Linked DNA regions of Homo sapiens: region 1 is linked to region 2. A link is a contact called in ENCODE Hi-C data. All regions are on one chromosome and are shown on one strand. The core of a region is the stretch at or near the end of the contact, and the rest is flanking DNA. Distances in the headings are between cores, read along the strand shown.

Region 1 (2,823 bases), core at 172-2,671, 1.3 Mb before region 2:
TCATGGTAGTTATATAAAATTAATTTCATCCATTCCTTTTTTTTTTTTTTTTTTTGAGACAGGGTCTCACTCTGTTATCCAGGCTGGAGTACAGTGGCATGATCATGGCTCACTGCCACCTCCCCAGGCTCAGGTGATCCTTCCACTTAGCTTCCCAAGTAGCTGGGACCTCAGGTGGACACCACCACACCTGGCTAATTTGTGTAGAGACAGGGTTTCACCATGTTGCCTGGGCTCATCTTGAACCAATGGGCTCAAGCGATCCTCCTGCCTTGGCCTCCCAAAGTGCTGAGATTACAGGCATGAGCCATTGTGCCAAGCCTCATTAATCCACTTAACAATTATTTTTTGAGTGTGCCTATTATGTCAGACACTGTTGTAGGCACCTGGGATATGTAACAGGATAAAACGGATACAATTCCTTGCCTTTTGGGAGTAATTTTAAATGCACTTCAAAAATTGATGCATTTAAGTAGACAGAAAAGAAGTTGAATTACATAAAACCATTAAGAGATGGCATAGTGTGTGTGCTAATTTGGAATAGTGAAAGTCCTTTAGGAGTGACTGAAATTTGGGAAACTCTGTTCTGGTATTTCAGAACTTTTCTGCTGCCTTTTCAGGGGGAATGACTCTTTAAGAGGCAGAGGGGGCCTCGGGGGCAGGGTAGGATTCAGAAGAATTGGGGATGCCCCGGTGGAATAAGCAGCCAAGGGGCACTAGAACCGAGGCAGATCCCGTGGCAGGCGGGAGCCTAGCCAATTTCTCTTGATCAGGACTTGCCCTGCTCCCAGCCCTGAGTCCCTCTCTCCCTCTCTCTATATCTTTCTGTCTCTTTCTCTCTCTCTCTCTCTCTCTCTCTCAGCTCTCGTGCAGGGTCTGTCTGCTGTGGCTTCACCTCTGCCTCTTTCCCCACCCACGCCGCTTGGTTTGGGCTCATGGGGTGAGCTTCCCACCCTCGCATGCTGTCTTTCAGCCTGGTCCCCAGGGGGGCCTTCAGACACCTGCTGAGTCTCTTTCTGCTTCTCACAGCTGAAGGGAACTGTGCGCCCAGCCAATGACTTCAACCCTGACGCAGATGCCAAAGCGCTGCGGAAAGCCATGAAGGGACTCGGTATGGGGGATGGGAAGGGAGCAGGGTTGGTCTCCAGGGCAGCAGGTGTGGTGGGTTTGGCCGTGGGCTGGCAGGGGATGGAGTGAGGTTTCAAATTAGAGTCTGCAGGATGAGGAAGGCTTGATCTCAAGTTTCCACCCTCCTAGCTCCCAGAGTATAGAGAGGAGGGGCAGGAGAGGGTTCATAAGGAACTTGGCAGAAGCCCTTTCCAGGGACCAAGGTGTCCCCCAGCCTCCTGGAAGCAGTATCCTGGCACTGAAGAAAGTACCAGGTCACAAAATTGGCATGGTGCCCTGGCTCTGCTGCTGACTCACCGTGTGACTCTGGGTGAGCCTCTCCGCCACTCTGGGTCTGAATTTCCCTATGTGTAAAATCAGGGCTGTGGACCCTGGAACCCAAGAGCCCTCCCTCATTCTGTGGTGGGAGTGTGCCCTGCTGGGCAGGTCTTTCAGACCTATATTTGGCACCAGTGGGAAGAGTACTGCACCCACAGGTTCAGATCAGCTGGGCCTGTGCTCAGAAAGTCCAGCCTGGGACAGGCCATCTAGGGTTTGGCTTTCTTTGCCTTTCTGCCCCATCTGTCTGACAGCAACTCCCAGGAGGCTTTAGGTTAAGTCCATCACCCTCCTGAGCCTCCTTTCCATGTGTCTCATGGGAATGATGATACCTGCCAAGCTCGCCTGGGACTGTAGGATGCTAGAGGTAAAAATGCCATGAAAGACCCCTGTGCTGGGTCTGTGGTTGATGGCATTAATCTGAGAAGCAGGAAGTGATATTCTAATGCCTTCCAGAGTCAACCTGCTGTGGTTAGAGGGACTCAGGGTCCAGCTTCCAGAGAGCTGAAGAGAAAGGACATAGAGTTGCTAACAGGACTTGGACTGTCAGGGTTGGAAGGATCCCTTGGTGACTACTCCAGCCTCTTCATGTTACAGATGTGGAAACCAAGTCCCATCAAGGGAAGGGGACTTGCCCAGGGTGGGCAGCCATTGCCAGAGCCAGAACTAGAACTCAGAGGCACTGACTCCCAACCCAGTGCTCTCTACCTCCCAGCTGTCCTTTTTCCTCAGCGTGTCAAAAGGAAAGGGAGGGAGGAGTCCAGCAGAAATCAGTGGCCTGAGCCATAGGCAAGCGGACTGCAGGGACTCAGGAGCACATGGCCGCTTAGCCAGGCTTCTACCCTGACAAAGATCGATGAGGGGCCATCAGTGGGCGGTGCATGGGGAAAGCCGAGAGCCACAGGCCTTCTTCTGAGGCATGTGGCTTTGGTGACTCAGGGACTGACGAAGACACAATCATCGATATCATCACGCACCGCAGCAATGTCCAGCGGCAGCAGATCCGGCAGACCTTCAAGTCTCACTTTGGCCGGGTAAGGACCTCCTCCTGGGCTCTCTGTGCAACATGCATGCACCTTGCCTGATTGAGCTCAGCCTGTCCCCATCGGTTCTGCACAGTTGGGCACCAGGGTCTTCATGGCAGAGGGACCCTGTGTGGTCATATGATCTCAGAGTGTCTCCAGCACTGGGTTTGGGCAGACATATCTTTCCATGCCCCCAGTTCCTTGTGATGGGCAACACTTGTGTGAGTTGCTCAGTGGACTCAGAGGCACAGCATGGGGCCAAGATCAGGGCTATGAGTTGTTTTCAGTGTGCTTTGGGCATCTTGCAATTCCTCTGCACAGACAGAGCTGGCTTCAAGGCCCCAACTGAGTG
Region 2 (2,881 bases), core at 169-2,668:
ATGAGCTGGCAGGTGCTTCCTTTCCTTGCCATGTTGTGTGGGATTTCCTCAAAATTCAGATGTGCCTAGGGACATGCCAGCCATCCTCCTGTGTCAGGAGGATGACAAAGTACCTGACTTTGGGAGGACAGAAAAGTGCTGGACTGCTGATAGTTTTATGACATGGTGAATGGACTTAATGCCACTGTTTTGTACTTTATAAATGGTAAATTTTAGTCTGAGCAACGTGGCAAAACCCTGTCTCTAAAAAAAAAAAAAATACAAAAATTGGCCAGGCACAGTAGCGTATGCCTATTGTCCCAACTACTCTGGAGTCTGAGGTGGAAGGATCACCTGATCCCAGGAAGTTGAGGCTGCAGTGAGCTGTGATGGTACCACTGCACTACTCTAGCCTAGATGACAGAGCAAGACCCTGTCTCAAAAAGGAAAAAAAAAAAGGGTAAATTTTATGTTAGGTACATTTTACCACAATTTTTTTTAAAAAGTTGGCCAGGCACAGTGGCTCAAGCCTATAATTCCAGCACTTTACGAGGCCAGGGTGGGTGGACGGCCTGAGGACAGGAGTTCGAGAGCAGCTGACCAATATGGTGAAACCCCGTCTCTACTAAAAATACAAAAATTAGCTGGGCATGGTGGTGGGTGCCTATAATCCCAGCTACTCGAGAGGCTGAGGCGGGAGAATCGCTGGAACCCAGGAGGCGGAGGTTGCAGTGAGCCGAGATCACACCATTGCACTCCAGCCTGGGCGACAACAGCGAAACTGTCTCAAAAAAAAAAAAAAAAAAGTCCCAGAGACCTAAAAAAACAAAGTGTCCCACACACTCCATCTGGAGGTGTTTTCTGGGGTCCTATAGTGTCCACGTTCTCTGGTTCTATTTCCGCATCTCCTGCCCTGGCTGGCAGGAGAGACCGAGGGAGCAGGGCCAGGGCTCAGCTGAGAAGCCCTTTTTCTTGTAAACACTGTTATAAATAACCCAGAAAGAGGTAGAAAGGGGGTCCTGGCAAGAGAGTGAAGGTCAGGCAGCCCCTTCATGGCATTTAAGGAAATGTCATGCTCAACAGGGCAGCAAGATGCCAGTGCACACCTTCAGCCCAGTGCTGCCTGGAGCTGACTGCCGCCTTGCTGTCATGCCAGAGCCCCCAGGCAGCACTCACACACCCAGGATATGCAGCCCTCTCAGGTGGCCGGCTCCTGGGGTTTATGAACAGACAGGGGACCCTCAGGTGGGTGGACAGGCAGTAGGTAGCTGGCGATTCCCCCTTCCCAGTAGGCTGGGGGCCTCGGCAGGCCAGAGCTGAAGTCAGTTCCCCAATAACCCAGGCCAGGACTCCACACCAGCCTGGGCTTGTCAGCCAACACATGACCAGGCCGAGGGAGAGATGACTCAGCAGTGCTCGGCCCACAGCTGCCCCTGCTGCTGCACAGCGTGGGAGCTGGAGGGGCCTCACAGCCCATCTGGTCCTGTGGTTCCCACACTGGGCTCCCTGGGGAACCCCCACAGCTCCACCATGGCCCTGGGCTTTGAAATGGGAGGAATTATGAAAGAGTTAATTAGGTTTCCCATGTTTATTAACCAAAAGTCATATAGTGGCAACCCATCATATTCCTATTTAACCAGAGTGAATTTAACATTATGTGATTGGCAAAAAAGATAAATAGGCCAGGCGCAGTGGCTTACACCTGTAATCCCAGCACCAAGGTGGGTGGGTCAGATCACCTGAGGTCAGGAGTTCGAGACCAGCCTGGCCAACATGGCAAAACCCCATCTCTACTAAAAATACAAAAATTAGCCAGGCGTGGTGGTGCACGCCTGTAATCCCAGCTATTCGGGAGGCAGAGGCAGGTGAATCGCTTGAACCCGGGAGGCAGAGGTTGCAGTGAGCCGAGATCATGCCACTGCACTCCAGCCTGGGGGACACAGTGAGACTCCGTCTCAAAAAAACAAATAAATAAATAAATAGCCATATTTCTATTTCTTTCTTACACATTAGAAGTAGGGTGATGTATCTTGCATGTGAATTCTCTATTTGCATAAACTCATATACACGTACCTATTTTCCATATACACTACTTTGTAGGCTATTTAAGGACCCTATGATAGTTAATTTGACCCAAACCCCAGACTAAGAAACCACTCCCCAAGTCCATGGTATTTACCACTCAGGGTGTCTGAGCAGCCTGTGAGAATCCAGCAAAGTGGGCATTCCCCATGTTATCTATGTGACTTTGAAAGAATGGGGAGGGGAAAGTTCTCCACACCTGTTAGTACCTTTGAGAGTCTTCCTGGGTTCCAGAAGCCCAGGCAACATCACGAAGGAGGAAGCTCCCATCAAGAGGGGCAGGGCTTGCCCACCATGCCCAGCGAGCTGGAGGCAGAGCGGATACCAGGGCTCATCGCTCACTCTCCTGCTGAAAACCCTCCCCTGACTTCTCATTGCCCTTGACTAAAACCCGGAGTCCTCAGGGGCCGAGTGCAGCTGGAGCCTGCCTGCTTTCTCACCACCTCCTGGACTCTCCCACCCTCCCTATACAGTAGGCATGGTGGCCTTCTTCCTTCCCATGGAACACAACCCTCTGTCTGGGGCTGTCCACCTGGGACACCTCCCCCAGGTCCTGGGGCCACCTTCCCACTGTTCAGTCGCAGTGAGAGAGGCCTTCCCCAACACTCCAATCCTTCCACTCACGGGGATTACATCACTGTGGGTTTTTGTTTTTGTTTTTTTGAGACAGCGTCTCACTCTGTCGCCCCAGCTGGAGTGCAGCGGTGTGAGCTCACCTCACTGCAATCTGTCTCCTGGGTTCAAGCGATTCTCCTGCTTCAGCGTCCCGAGTAGCTGGGACTACAGGCATGCTCCACCACCTGGCTAATTTTTGTATTTT

The links. A loop is a pair of places that touch in the nucleus more often than their neighbours do. Pooled maps may share reads with other maps.
Region 1: a loop to region 2 is called in a map with no recorded cell type, with 16 times the contacts of the local background. The contact joins two enhancer-like sites. A Hi-C loop is called at or near these places in 3 of 37 single-sample maps with no recorded cell type and 2 of 50 pooled maps.

The regions. Positions count from the first base shown.
Region 1 is chr5:151,122,574-151,125,396 of GRCh38, reverse strand. It overlaps ANXA6 (annexin A6), which reads left to right. Exons shown (of 26, transcript NM_001155.5): 15 at 1,030-1,111; 16 at 2,386-2,480. Among named protein-coding and RNA genes, the nearest start is that of ANXA6, 34 kb to the left of the region's middle. RefSeq lists an enhancer at 1,052-1,552. Within about 2 kb of position 1,421, at least 21 of the 41 ENCODE cell types and tissues checked have a DNase peak (open chromatin) inside an H3K27ac peak, as active enhancers do.
Region 2 is chr5:149,804,513-149,807,393 of GRCh38, reverse strand. The region is part of intron 1 of PPARGC1B (PPARG coactivator 1 beta); the gene reads right to left. Among named protein-coding and RNA genes, the nearest start is that of MIR378A, 73 kb to the right of the region's middle. RefSeq lists a cis regulatory region at 1,381-1,391 and enhancers at 1,314-1,458, 1,048-1,697, 2,349-2,881. Within about 2 kb of position 1,418, at least 29 of the 41 ENCODE cell types and tissues checked have a DNase peak (open chromatin) inside an H3K27ac peak, as active enhancers do.